Linked DNA regions of Homo sapiens: region 1 is linked to region 2. A link is a loop called in an ENCODE intact Hi-C map of the cell type or tissue named here. Cell type or tissue: heart left ventricle. All regions are shown on one strand. Each heading gives the region's core, and the rest is flanking DNA. Links, peaks and the distances in the headings are about the cores only.

Evidence for each region. Hi-C counts contacts between places; a loop is a spot of excess contacts. Peaks named below come from ENCODE experiments on the same cell type or tissue, not always from the same donor. Only the 100,000 strongest peaks of a DNase experiment are listed, where the experiment ranks them.
Region 1: a loop joins it to region 2, with 7 times the contacts of the local background. A loop is called at or near these places in 8 of 110 quality-filtered maps.

The regions. Positions count from the first base shown.
Region 1 is chr9:69,768,773-69,776,463 of GRCh38, forward strand. The region is part of intron 1 of LOC105376076 (a long non-coding RNA gene); the gene reads left to right. Among named protein-coding and RNA genes, the nearest start is that of PTAR1, 13 kb to the left of the region's middle. In heart left ventricle, for the core only: no CTCF peak of the experiment used is centred there; no DNase peak of the experiment used is centred there.
Region 2 is chr9:69,818,166-69,825,856 of GRCh38, forward strand. It overlaps CFAP95 (cilia and flagella associated protein 95), which reads left to right and starts at 2,652. Exons shown (of 6, transcript NM_001010940.3): 1 at 2,652-2,866. The coding sequence starts at 2,715. CFAP95-DT (CFAP95 divergent transcript) reads right to left here and starts at 2,574. Exons shown (of 2, transcript NR_038833.1): 1 at 2,485-2,574; 2 at 1,240-2,102. RefSeq lists a silencer at 2,568-2,627. In heart left ventricle, for the core only: no CTCF peak of the experiment used is centred there; no DNase peak of the experiment used is centred there; H3K4me3 peaks cover 333 bases; H3K27me3 peaks cover 2,679 bases.

The sequences.
Region 1 (7,691 bases), core at 1,032-6,031, 50 kb before region 2:
CCATGGGTATGAACCCTATTCCTGTGCTCCTTTTGTTTTAAAATGAGTTCATTGGTCAAAAATTAGGTATGCTAGTTATGTATTGTTGTGTAACAAATAAACCTCAAGCTTAGTGGCTTAAAACAATATTATTATTTCTGGCAGTTCTGTGGATTGACTGGGACCAACTGGGCAGTTGTTGGTTAGTGTCATGCAGTTACAGAAAGATAATGGCTGGGGCTGAAGTCATCAAAAGCCTTGACTGGCCTAGATGTCTGATTGTTTCTTTACTCACATGTCTGGTGCCGTGGTGCTTCTTGTTCTCTCTTTTCAACTGGCATCTCATGCTCCAGGGCTTTTCAGTGCATAGTGAGCTCAGGAAATTATACACAGCAGCTAACTTCCAAGAGGCAGGAAATGAGAGCTCAGGTTGGTTAAGGGTACAGCATCAATTTTGCAATATCAAAATGGTCAAAGCGGTCACAGTACTTCCCCAGAATCAAGGGGATGGAGGAAGTCCCATGGGATAGTGTGAAGGTCACATTGCAGAAGAGAATACGGGATAGAAGGTGGTGCTTTGCCTGTCTTGAAAAGAAAACCTATCATGTGTTAATTGGGGTACTGTATTAGGCTGTTCCTGCATTGCTGAAAAGGAATACCTGAGGCTGGGTAATTTATAAAGGAAAGAGGTTTAATTCACTCATGATTCCACAGGCTTTACAGGAAGCATGATGCTGGCATCTGCTTGGTGTCTGGGGAGGCCCCAGGGAGCTTACGATCATGGAGAAGGCAAAAATGGAGCAGGTGTCTTACGTGGTGAGAGTGGGAGTAAGAGAGAAAAGGGGGAGGTTCCACACACTTCTAAACAACCAGATCTCATGTGAACTCAGAGCTACAGTTCCCTAATGAAGGGGATAGCACCAAACCATTCATGAGGGATCTGTCTCCCATGATCCAAACAACTCCCACCAGGCTCCACCGCCAACACTGGAGACCACATTTCTTTTTTAAAAAAACTGTTTTTATTTTTATTTTTTCTGAATACATAGTAGTTATATGTATATATTAATGAGGTAGGAAATGACATTTCAACATGAGATTTAAAGGGCACACATATCCAAACCATATCAGGTATCATGACTGTAAACAAGGCATTCAGTATATCTATGGATAGTGATGAAGAAACTGGGGCAGGAAAACGTCAAATTGCTGTCCTGATGATGGAAGAATCCATTGTAAACAACCTGCCATCAGGTAGCTTGTCGGTTACTTTTGGTCCCTGTTGTTGAAAGCTTGGGCACCTAGCAATGACTCTAACAAGATCAGCTTTGCATGGGGGTTGGAGGGGGAATAAAACCTGCATTATTGCGCATAGGTATAATCTCTATGGCCACTATCATCATGAGCCCATAAAGCAAACATTGTCATGGCTAGGGAAAGAGGCTGAGTATCAGCCGTCGAATAGAACACTTTGTCCTGATTATTGAACATTTTCTGCAATGGATGGCCTTTTTTGAGCATTCATATGGAACACAAATAACACCAGAATCTATGCCTATTCAGAGAGGTCTCTCCTCATACCTCTTCCCCAAACTTCTTTATCATCAATTACCAAATTTTGCTAATTCCTGTATAATTAGTTCATACATTGTATTAGTCAGGGTTCTCTTAGAGGGAGAGAACTAATAGGATATATTATATCCTATAGGATATAATATATCCTATTAATATATATATATACTGAGAGAGACAGGAGTTTATTAAGTATTAACTTACATGATCGCAAGCTCCCATAATAGGCTGTCTGAAGCTGAGGAGAAAGGAAGCCAGTCTGAGTCCCAAAACTGAAGAATTTGGAGTCCGATGTTCAAGGGCAAGAAGCACCCAGCACAGGAGAAAGATGTAGACTAGGAGGCTAGGCCCATCTTGTCCTTTGAGTTTTTTTCCTGCCTGCTTTATATTCGCTGGCAGCTGATTAGGTTGTGCCCACCAGATTAAGGGTGGGTCTGCCTTTCCCAGCCCACAGACTCAAATATTAATCTCCTTTGGCAACATCCTCACAGACACACCCAGGGGATCAATACTTTGTATCCTTCAATCCAATCAAGTTGACATTCAGTATCAACTGTCACATAAATATACCAGAGTCCCTGACTATCTAAGCAAACTGTTAGCCACTGTCCATGAATCAATGTTGACCTACTCCTCTGCCATGTCTCTTTTTAGTCTAAGTGGACTGCTAGATATACAGTCTGAAGTTCTGCCTACTTGGAGAATCTCCCTTCTCAGTTTTTAAAGACTATTTCTGAGTGAGGCTGTCATGCTAAAGCCATCCACTTTTGGGTAGTACCAACATATTGTGGAGAGCTGTTTGGAAACAAAACGAGGCCCAAATTTTCTCTTCCTCAGTCACATGTCATAGAGAATTCTCCATGAGGCCATATATGTAGATCGAGGGAGAGATATCAATGCAATAGGAGTAAGTACAGTCATTCCTCAGTATCTGTGGAGGATTGTTTCCAGGATCCCTGTGGATACCAAAATCTGTACATGCTCATGTCGCTTATATAAAATGGCACAATTTTTGTATATATCCTATGCACATCTTCCTATATAGTTTGCTTTCATTTTGTTTTTTGGTTTTTTTGAGATGGAGTTTCGCTCTTGTTACCCAGGCTGGAGTGCAATGGTGCAATATCGGCTCACTACAACCTCCACCTCCCGGATCCAAGCGATTCTCCTGCCTCAGCCTCCCAAGTAGCTGGGATTACAGGCACGTGCCACTACTTCCAGCTAATTTTTTGTATTTTTAGTAGAGACGGGGTTTCACCATGTTGGCCAAGCTGGTCTCAAACTCCTGACCTCAGATGATCCACCTTCCTTGGCTTCCCAAGTGCTGGGATTATAGGTGTGAGCCACCGCACCCAGCCTATACTTTAAATCATCTCTAGATTACTTCAAATACCTAATAAGATGTAAATGCTATGTAAATGGTTGTGATACTATATTGATTCTTTTAATCTGTATTATGTTTTTATTTTTTCTGAATATTTTTGATGATCATTGAGTTGAATCCAGGAATGCAGAACCCACTGATACTGAAGGTGTCTGGGTCACTTACTCTTGCAACTTGTGTCTTTGGGAACTGTTTGAGCCTGATCTTGTATATCTCATTTACAGCATTGTGGTCCTGAGTCAGGTAACACCGTAGCTCTCTATGGAAAGCTCATGTCACATGACTAGTTAGTGTTTCTTAGTCAGATATTCAGTCCTGGGGGCCCAATAGCAACCCCAGAACGGTTTCTCAAAAGTGTAATGCTTATCAACGAAAAGGGTTGGCTTTTCCCCCAAAACCCAAGGGGTATTGCCATGGCATTTTTTATTTGCTACTGTTAGAACATTTCAATGTGCTCTTTCAGCACCATTCAATCTGCTGAGTCATGTGGCCCAAGATCAGCTTGCGTAGAAGCTTAGAGCTGCCACAGAAGCTTCTGTTGCTCTGGAATCCATTCAAATCTATGGGTTACTCAGTAAGTGACTCAAAGTAGAACATTCAACTAGGGTATATGTCACAATTTGAATCCAAAGTGGCCCTTGTGTCTCCTTCTCAGTGGTAGAGTGTGCAAGATGAAGCAACTTGCCCTTCACCTTGGTAGAAATGTGCCATGCCTCAACTAATGGACTCCTAGAAACTTCACTAAGGTGGCAGGCCCTTGAATGTTTTAAGGGTTTATCTTCCATCCTCTGTCATGCATGTGTCTAGCAAGATATCTAGGGTACTTCCGGCTAATTCCTGCACACAAAGTTGAATCCCTCAAAGTAATAAAGGAGTAAAAGCCCTCATTATATTCTCATAGACTCCTTTATATATCAAATGCATTTAAACAGTTGTCTAATTAGTTCCATATCTTTATCCATCTACAGAGTGTAAATTTCACAAGGGCTGGAACTGTATTTCTCCTGTTTATTTTATGTACCACTGTGTATGTTGCATTGCAATATAGTGGGCTCTGAGTACTTAAATGGATGGATGGATGAAAGGAAAGGATGGGAAACAATAGGGAAGGGTAGAATAACCTACATGTATAAATGTAATAAAGAAATAGTAGAGGAAGTCACTTGGAATTTAGTCAGAGGCCTAATCATGAGGAACCTTGAGGCCATATTTTGGCAGTGCCAAGGTGGGCGGATCACTAGGTCAGGAGTTCAAGACCAGCCTGGCCAACATTGTGAAACCACATCTCTACTAAAAATACAAAAATTAGCTGGCTGTGGTGGCATGTGTTTGTAATCCCAGCTACTTGGGAGGCTCAGGCAGGAGAATCGCTTGAACCCGGGAGGCAGAGGTTGCAGTGAGCCAAGATTGCACCACTGCACTCCAGCCTGGGCGACAGAGCAAGACTCTGTCTCAAAAAAATAAAAAATAAAAAATAAAAAATTCTGAAGAGTTAGAGCCATTGAAAGCATTTTTGCTTCTTTGTTGAAATCCGCTCATTCTTCAAGAGTGTTCTTATTAACTTATACATTGTTTTAGTTATACAAAAATATATAAATGCACACACACACACACACACACATATATATGCTTCTACACTCCTGGGTTTTATCACATAACAAAATGAGATAATCCATTTCATCTTTATTGTTGTTTCCCTGGTACCTGGTACAGTTCCTGAATATAGTAAGCACTGCAAATGTAGTGCTGAGTCAGCTGAACAAACAAAGACCCAATTCCATTGCCACCTTTCCCATGAAGTCTTCATTAATCACCTCAGTTCGAAATGCTCTCCTAGAAATAGGAATGCTTTTACACTATTGGTGGGAGTGTAAATTAGTTCAACCATTATGGAAGACAGTGTGGTGATTCCTCAAGGATCTAGAACCAGAAATAGACCCAACAATCCCATTACTGGGTATGTACCCAAAGGTTTATCAATCATTCTACTATAAAGATACATGCACACATATGTTTATTTCAGCACTATTCACAATAGCAAAGACTTGGAACCAACCCTAATGCCCATCAACAATAGACTGGATAAAGAAAATGTAGCACATATACACCATGGATAAAGAAAATATGGCACATACACACCATGGAATACTATGCAGCCATAAAAAAAAATGTGTTCATGTCCTTTGCAGGGACATGGATGAAGCTGGAAACCATTATTCTAAGCAAACTAACACAGGAACAAAAAACCAAACACCATTGATTCTCATTCATAATTGAGAGTTGAACAATGAGAACATATGGGCACAGGGAGGTGAACATCACACACCAGGGCCTGTCGTGGTGTGGAGGGTAAGGAGAGGGATAGCATAAGGAGAAATACCTAATGCAGATGATAGGTTCATCGGTGCAGCAATCCACCATGGCACATGTATACCTATGTAACAAACCTGCACGTTCTGCACATATATTCCAGAACTTAAAAAGTATAACAATGAAAAAAAAAAAAGAAAAAAGAAATGCTTTCCTATAATCTTGGACTCCACTGTACTTTTATAGCCTTTGTTTGGCACTTTTCATATATGACCTTGTTTTACAGTTATTTTTGTAAATCTCTAATATCTTTTTCTAAGTTGAAGTCATTGTCAGATTCATTTTTGTAACCCAACAACATGGTACAGTTCCTTATATGAGGCAGATATTAAGTATATATGTATTGAATGAAAAAAAGAGACAATGTATTTACTTTTTTATGGTTCATGTTATGAGTAGCAAAGAATTAATGTAATGAGAATCATAATTCTTAAAATTTGTCATCAATTTTCACAATTACCGTAGATATATTTTATTCTCTAATTCGATGTTATTTTTTCACCAATTGTGTGAGCGTGGAGAATATAGGAAAACCTTCATTTTGTAAAAAGTTATAAATAATTATGTAAGTCTTTTTAAAATTATTTTTTAAATTGAGATAGTCCCAAAACATAAAATTCACCCTTTGAAGCATGTAATTTAGTGGTTTTTAGTGTATTAACAAGATTATACAACCATTACCACTAATTCCAGAATATTTTGTTTTCTTTTTTTCTTTTTCTTTTTTTTTCCTGAGACAGATTCACCGTCTGTCACCCAGGCTAGGGTGCAGCAGGGCGATTTTGGCTCACTGCAACCTCTGCCTCCCGAGTTTGAGCAATTCTTCTTGCCTCAGCCTCCCGAGTAGCTGGGACTACAGGCGCCTGCCAACACGCCTGGCTAATTTTTGTATTTTTAGTAGAGACGGGGTTTCACCATGTTGGCCAGGCTGTTCTCGAACTCCTGACCTCAGGTGATTCACCCGCCTCAGCCTCCCAAAGTTCTGGAATTACAGGCTTAAGCCACTGCACCCAGCCAGAATATTTTCATTATTCTTCTCCTCCACTCTCCCCTTCCCCTGGACGTAGCTTTGATGAAGGTTCTTGCTTTGTCTCTTCAGACTGCTTTTTCTTGCCCTTTAGCTTGCCTTGTAATCTTTTGCTAAAAACTTCGTATAATGTATGGGATAATAGAAAAGTTATAATGGTAATGTGGCCAGAAGCTGGGCTGTGTTTAATGTTTGCTGAAACCGTAAGCGCCAGTGGATTCAGTTTCCTCAGGTGTACTTGTATCTTTCTTCCTTGTTATCTTTAGGTTTTCCTAAGAACTTCTTAGATAGAATCTGTGGCCTGTCACTTTTTTAGTTGAAATCTACTGGTATAAACTGGAGCCTTGCAGGTGTGGTGGTAAGGTCCTATGGGAAAGGAATCTATAATTTTGTGATTAACTCTTAAGTCATTTAGTGGGCCTGAGTCCTTGGGCTTTGACCTTCAGTAGTGCTTCTTAGCCTTTTACATTTCTTCTCTTAGGTGAGATAGGGAAGCTAAGGGGCTGGGATCGGGTAATTGCCCTTTCTTTGGTCAAAAGACCTGGTAACATCATTTCATTTGGAGCATTGGTTCTTACTATGAAGATTGCTTTGGGTATATTTCAACATGCCCCTCCCCTTGACTAAAATGTGAAGGTGTTGTTCTGGGGTCATCTCCATGAAAGCCTGGTGTGGTTGCTGGAAGTAAAATACATAAAAGTGTGGGAGACCCCTAAGACTGGGCCCCTAAGGATTTTCTTAGTTTAGAGCAAGTCCACATTCAGGCTCTAGCAGTTGGTCAAGATTACCACTTAAATGTTCATACCAGTTTATGGATTCAATGTCTTCTGCTCCAGGTAAGCTGTTATCAGCTGTGATTCTCTGTATTTTCTTCTCTCTAGATTTCTGCGTGGCAGTTTGTTCTGTGACCTTAATTTTTTAACAGGTCTAAGAAAAGTAATTGATTTTCAGTTTCACCTTTTGTCTTATTGTAAGGATGAGAGTGAAGACTTTGAAGCTTTTACATGTTGGAGCAGAAAGCAGAATTCTTCCAAACCTTTTATTAAAGGGCTAGATAGGACATATTTTAGACTTTGTGAGTCATATACTCTGTTCCAATTACTAACACCTACTGTTATAGCATGAATGCAGCCCTAGCAATGCAGAATGAATAAGAGGCTCTCTATTTTGCTGCTGTTTTCATTTATTTCTGTTCGATCTTTACTATTCCCTTCCTTTTATTTACTGTGGGTTTAGTTTTCACTACTTTTTCTAGTTTCTTCTTTTTGGCTACTTTTCATTTGAAAAAATTTTTATTTCAATAGTTTTGGGTGGACAGGTGGTTGCATGGAAAGGTTCTTTAGTGGTGATTTCTGAGAT
Region 2 (7,691 bases), core at 1,445-6,444:
CATCTCTACTAAAAAAATTCAAAAAATTAGCCGGGCGTGGTGGCGGGCGCCTGTAGTCCCAGCTAATCGGGAGGCTGAGGCAGGAGAATGGCGTGAACCTGGGAGGCGGAGCTTGTAGTGAGCTGAGATCGTGCCACTGCACCCCAGCCTGGGTGACAGAGTGAGACTCCATCTCAAAAAAAAAAAAAAACAAAACAAAAAAAAAACAAAAAAACCCTCTGCAATAAGTGCTGTTCTATTCCTATTTTATTGATAAAGAATCAAGAAACCAAAATTCTACAGTATGTATTGGTGTATACAAAGAGAATGGAATGCACATAAACTCGAGGATATCACAGAATTAGTATCCTAAATCCTAGGACAAGGATGTTGAAAAGTATTTAGTAGACACAGAAGACAATGAAGTTTATAAATTTGATACAAACAGGAAAGTGAGTATAACAAAAAGCATATTCACAAACTCTAATAGGTGGTTGGCTTGGCTTAAGGAACTCTAAAATAACCAGCTATGTTTGTTTTGCATGTTTTCTTAACTTATTGCTCCTTGGTGTGCTGAAAAGCTTTTAAATCTCTGTGGTACTTATGCACTGTGGAAAGAGCTTGGCCTTGGGCAGCTTCCATCTTTGAGAGAAATTGTCTGCAGAGATCTGACATATTGGTTTCACATATATTATGTTACCGCCACTCTAAACGTAAGTAAAATGAACACATGAACAGATGACAGCAATGATGATAATATTTTTGGAACAACAGCAATATTCTGTGCTTTGATTGGACAGAATTGAGCTTGACATGGATCATATTTCCCCTTTTAAAGTTAACTTATGTTTTTCTTTTCATTCTGCCTAGAAGAAAGCAGCTAAAATAGCAGTCAGCACTCTCCTAGCATTTGGCTGGTGATGGTGGACTGTTTATTTGGTTTTAAGAAATATATTTTAACTGTGGCTGTCAGTAAAATAGAGACCTTAGCATACCACAGGCACCCACACTATGAACCACAGACCACGGAAAAGCACTTAGTAGTTATATGTAATCAAATTTGTGCCATCTGATACAGAAGAGTGCCTCACTATTTATGGGAGCACTATAACACATCTTTTATAAACCGAGAATCTATTTGTAGTGTGAATGGTCTCTTACTCTGTTTTAAAGTTTGATTTTTTTGTGTAGATGTGGTCTTCCTCAAGTAAGACACTTTTGGAAAGTAAACCTAAGGTAATCAAACATAATGAACATTCATTCATTCATTCAACAATGAAGATATCTGTATTAAGGACTATGCTGGGTAAGTGATTGCAAGGAGGAAGTGCTTTAATGCCCCTCAGGTACTCGACTAAGGCCAGGGAGGAGAGAAGAATTCTGATGTGTTACATATTCTTTTCCTGCAAAGTCAAAAATGAAACAAACGTCTTTTCTTCTGTAACATATCTATCCAATAACTTCTTGAAGGCAATGTTTTCTTCTGTAACACAGCTATCCAATAACTTCAAAAGGCAATCTTTTTAAAATCTCCTTCCCACATATAACACACAGCACAAAAATGTGATGAATTTGTGTTGTCACGAAATATCAAAAATGTCAATGAGGAGAACTTGACAAGTCCCGGGGATCTGAATGCCCGGAGTCCTAAACTGTACCTAGAGTCTTGCAGCGTCATAGCCAGAAGGGACTTGCGATTCTTGTGCCCACTCCACTCTACGGTCCCGTTCCCTCTTTCGTTTTTCAGAGGAAGAAACTAGTGTTCAGAAAGGTAGGGGAAGGATCTGAAACTGGAGCTAGGCTTTTTGATCTTCAAACTTTTTAGGTGATTTGCTGGATGAGTCTGCTCCTCCTCTTTTGCAGGCAGGAAAGCTGTATAGAATGACAAACTTTGGGTTTCAGGGGATGTTCTCTCGTTCTCTTTTAGTTAAACTTATTATAAATAACTCGTAAGCAGAAGGTGTGGTGGCAATGGATGATGGACGGTAAAAAGAACTTCCCCAAAGGCTGGGCGCGGTGGCTCACGCCTGTAATCCCAGCAGTTTGGAAGACCGAGGCGGACGGATCACTTGAGTTCTGGAGTTCGAGACCAGCATGGCCAACATGGTGAAACCCTGTTTCTACTAAAAATACAAAAAATTAGCCGGGTGTGGTGGCGAGACCCTGTAATCCCAGCTACTTGGGAGGCTGAGGCAGGAGAATCGCTTGAACCTGGGAGGCGGAGGTTGCAGTGAGCCAAGATCGTGCCACTGCACTCCAGCCTGCCTGGGCGACAGAGTGAGACTCGGACACACACACACACACACACACACACACACACACACACACAAAAGAACTTCTCTAAAGACAGCCCGAACAGACCCACTCGGGGTTCAGGGAATTTGCTCTTCCCTTGGTCCTTAACTGACCTACCACTCCCCAATAACTGCGCTCAGCCACTCTTAGGATTTGGCGGGTGGACAGGCGAAACTGCGGATCCCAGGATGCAGTTCCCCCCTTCATCACCTGTGTAGCCCGGTCGCTACCCTCACTGCATTCTGGGAAATGTAGTTTCTTATCAGTAACGACAACGTCTAGGAAACGTTTGGCCGTCAGGTTGGAGGGATCCGCCCCTCCACTGGCCCCGCCCCAGGTTGCTTAGGAGATAAGAGACGCCGAATCTTGGTACTTACGTTCCTGCCGGGCAGGACAGGTGCATAGGGAACTCCTCAGAGGTCTGTACCTCGAGGGCTCCCATGGATAGCCTTGACAGATCCTGCCAGGACTGGTGCGACAGGAAGCAACACTGGTTGGAGATCGGACCACCGGACTTGGTGGAGCGCAAGGGCTCCCTGACCCTCCGCTCCCATCACAAGAAATACTCGAAGCCGGTGTTGGTGTATTCCTGGTGAGCGAAGTCCCCTCGCAAGTTCCCGGGTGCTGCGGGGAGGAAAGAGAGGGGAAAGGATGGAACAGGAAAGGAAAGGAGAGTCAGAGAGAGGGGACAGGAGTGGAGACGACAGAGGAAACGGAAAAAAGAATGAGAAAAGTGGGGGAGAAATGTAGAGAAAGAAGGAAATGAGAAGAAAGGTGAGAAAAAGATGAGACGAGAGAGGAATGGGAAGGAGGAAAAGAGAGAAAAGAAAGAAAAGGGAAAGAAATATTTTCAAAGGAGAAATAGAGAGAGTGGGAGAGAGGGTTGGAGCAGAGAGGAGGAAATAGGAGAGCCTTTCAGGGGCAGCTCCCAGCCACACACTGGGCCACGCAGCAGCCAAATCCCCGCCACCTGAGGTTTTAGCTCATTCACACAGAGCGGGTGTGTATAAATAGGGGGTGAAAAGGGGGTGCTGTCAGAGGCCTGGAAATCACATTTCTGACACAGGCACTTACTCATAAAAGGAATTAGAGGCCAGGGGCACAGCAGGAGGGAGATGCCTATTTAGAGGACCAGCCTCCAGGGCTGCCACTTCCTGGGGGTAGGGTGTACATGGAGTGATTTGAACGAGGCCCCTCATATTTTCTAGGCTACATACAAGAACTTTTCTGGCCAGAGACTGCAAACTGGCATCTCCCACTGGTTAAGGCCAACAGACATTGTTTGGCATGAGCTCTGTTTACTTTTTTTTTTTTTCATTTTAATTAGTTGGCCACATTTAAAACTAGGAGATTCACAGTAAATCCAGGGTTGTATCTTTGAAAATTTGAAAGTCTTGGCCAGAGAGGATTTTATTTCTCTGGGGAACTATGAATGTACCAGAGCTGAGCACTGGCTACACCTTAAGATGGGTGTTGTTCTGTCTTTAGGAACTTCCCTCGTGTAAGTTCTTGCTTGGCCCCAAGAAGCATTTGGTTTACTTCTTGTGCTTTAGAACTTGACCTGGAAATTCACTTTCTCTTATTAAATATCACAGTGACCAATAGCAACACTGTGATGTATAACTGGAAGAAAAGTGGAAACTTTTAGGACTTTTCAAATTCTTTCCCTTGAATTAACTTTCCTGGCTCTGCTGTTGATAGTAATTACATTTGGAGTGGTTGGAATATTTGGGAGGGGCGTGAAGAAAAAAAAGAAATGAAAAGAAGTCACAAATCTTGTCTACTTTATGTTTTTGCTTTTGAAAGAAATGAGTGATTTTGACTCTAGCCCTAAGGCTAAGCCCGACTTCATCCCATTCATTCATGTAATATATGCGACCCCTGCAGTTTCTGTCTTGCAAACTTTCTAAAGCCTATTCCCTGCTTTCCAACAAGTTTACCTTTCTGCTTTTACTTCTCAACCCTGAAACTGTCTCTCTTCCTCCTTTGAACTCAGTATGAGAAGTTATACAGATTTGGAATCCAAAACTACACTGGGAAACAGAACATCCTCTTTTAGCCTCATATAGGGCTTACCTCATAGCTCTCAAGCAAAACACTTAGCTCTTCTGTGACTCTGTTACCCCACAGAGATTTGAGTCATACCATAAATCACCACTAGAAGTTATTGTTAAAGAGAAAGACTTTTTGCAAAGGGACAGTGCTTCTGCTCTCTGCTGCACCACTATTACTTTGAAAATTGCATTGTGAAAGTTACAGACATCAATAGCAAAACCACAGAAGAACACAAATGAGAAGAAGGTGAGGAACCTGGTGAGGAGAGAAGGATAGTGGAACGCTGTAAGTCATTCCAGCCGCTGCTGAAAATATAGCGGGACCTCATGCGTTGGTTTTAGAAGGAAGGCTGGGGAACAGGAAGACTTAAATTCAACCCAACATACATTTGTGTGTCATGCACTTTGCTACATGTTGGGGACATAGAGGTAGAGAAACAGATTCAATGAGATAAATTTTATAAAGCATTTAGCATCATTCTAGGAAAATCATAAGTTGTCAATAATATAGGGTAGCTGTATGAGTACATTTTCATACAGCTATAAATAAATACTGGAGACTGGGTAATTTATAAAGGAAAGAGGTTTAATTGACTTACAGTTCAGCAGGTCTTGGGAGGCCTCAGGAAACTTACAACCATGGTGGAAGGCAAAGGCAAAGCAAGCACCTTCTTCACAAGGCAGCAGGAGAGAGAAGGGTGAAGGAGGAACTTCGAAACGCTGATAAAACCATCAAATCTTTTGAGAACTCACTCACTATCATGATAGCATGGGGACAACTGCTCTCATGATCCAATCACCTACCTCCCTTGACACATGGGGACTACAGGTCCCTCCCGATGTGGGGATTACAAATCAAGATGAGATTTGGGTGGGGACACAGAGTCAAACCGTATCAGTAGCTAACACTATTGATTTAGCATAGCATAATGGTTAAAACTCGGGCTCTAGGTTTGAAAACTAACTCTCTTGCTGTGTGTTGCGGCAAGTGACTTGACTGCTCTGGGCCTGTTTCTGCAACTGTAAAATGGGGATGATAGGATTATTATAAGATTACATGAGGTATGATATGTAAAACACCCTTTAACACATGGCCTGCCACATATTAAGAACAGTAGAAGTTAGTTTCGCTCACGTGCATTTGAAGAGACCACCAAACAGGCTCTGTGTGAGCAACAAGGCTGTTTATTTCACCTGGGTGCAGGCGGGCTGAGTCTGAAAAGAGAGTCAGTGAAGGGAGATAAGGGTGGGGCCGTTTTATAGGATTTGGATAGATAAAGGAAAATTACAGTCAAATGGGATTTGTTCTCTGGCGGGCAGGAGTGGGGGTCACAAGATGCTCAGTGGTGGAGCTTTTTGAGCCAGGATGAGCCAGGAGAAGGAATTTCACAAGATAATCTCATCAGTTAAGGCAGGAACAGGCCATTTTCACTTCTTTTGTGGTGGAATGTCATCAGTTAAGGCAGGAACTGGCCATCTAGATGTGTACGTGCAGGTCACCGGCGATATGATGGCTTAGTTTGGGCTCAGAGGCCTGACAGTTAGTTATATGTATTAGGACATGGCCATTGACCTCAAGGAGCTCCATAGGGCAGAAAAGGAGAATAATATCAATAAATTCAGTATCATCTGATTTTTGCAAAAAAGAAATGATTATAAGAAGCAGAGGTAATGGTGTGGTGGGGAGGTTGGTTCCTGAGCAGGGTTTTGAACTAAGGATAGGGACAAAAAAGAACAGGCAAGTGCAGTGGAATAGTAAAGAACAGCCCCACAGGAAACAGAATTCTTTTTCAATAGTTGACAAATACAGTTGATCCTTATTATTTCCGGATTCTGTGTTTGTAAATTCACCCACTTGCTACGATTTATTTGTAAGTCAAAATTAATACTTGATGCACTTTTGTGGTCATTTGTAGACATTCTCAGAGCGGAAAAAAGGCAAAAAAATTTGAGTTGCCCTACGTGCATGTTCCCAACTGAGGTCAAACAAAGCAAGCAACGCTCTGCCTTTTTGTTTCAGCTCTCATACTGTAAACAAGTATCCTTTTCATGTTCTATTTAATGCTTTTTTTTTTTTTTGCATTTCGTGCTTTTTGTTTGCTATATGGTAAAATGGCCCCTAAGCATCATGCTAAGCACAAGAAGACTGTGACACACCTTACAGAGGAAATGCATGCATTAGAAAGCTTCATTCAGGTTTAAATTATAGTGTAGTTGGCAGTGATTTCAATGTTAATGAATCAACAATACACGTTATGTAAGGTGTTTTTAAACTGAAACACACATAATACAAGGTTATGTCTTGACTGACAAAAATATTGTGACCAGAGGCTCACAGAAACCTAACCTTGTATTTCTGTATTTGCTAATTGAGTGTTTGAGGCAAGTTTATAGAATATAAAGATAGCAAGAATTGACTGTGAAATGTGAGAAGCACTAGCATTTTCTGTGCTGACTGTATTGCTGGCATACTTGTTCTTCCGTATCCAACCAGTCACCAAGATTTGTCCTACAAAGCTGAATAAAATTCAGGTTGTGTAAAATTCTAAATTGAATGATGTCATTGACTTATTTTTATGCATTTTGGTCATAATTGTTAGCTTTCTATTGATTTGTTTTATGATAGATTAAATTTTTATTAAATTTTAATATCTTTTATTAGTGATTTCTTATTTAATTGATGAACACTTAATATCTATAAACACACCATTAGCATGGCTTCTCAACAGAGTATTTAATCAGTTAAGTGACTGTACATATAGGTACAAAATAAAATCTGTATCTGGGAGAAATTCTGACTTTCCTCTGATAACACAGTTCAAACATTTAGATATTTTTTCCTGTGTTTCTCTTTATCTGGCATGTGATACAGAGCTATTTGACCTCATTACTCATATTAAAATCCGTTGTGTATAATAGACGTGATAAAGTAATATCTCCAAAATCCTTTTTAGGGGATACCTTTGGTTCGTTACTAGGATAAAACATTGCCAAAGAGCCACCTCTTCCTTGCAACTGAAGTGGTCGATAGAGCCATATCACCCTTATCACACCTTGATGCTTCTGAGCCAGAGATGCCTTTTCTAGGAATTATTTTACCCCACTTATTCCTGTAGCATTTATGGAGCCATATCATCAGGTGATTCCATTAGAACTGAACTAAGGGGAAATATTTTCTGTTAGGATATCTTCCCACTCATTGGAATGATGAAATACTAAGAACCACAGCAATTTAGACTTACCCTTAACAAATTCTCTCATGTGAGGCTAATTCTTATATTCATTCATTCATACTCATCTTTTCCTTGGCCAAATTGACATCTGGTAACAAGTGATAATAATTTAAAGCAAAACAAATTCATT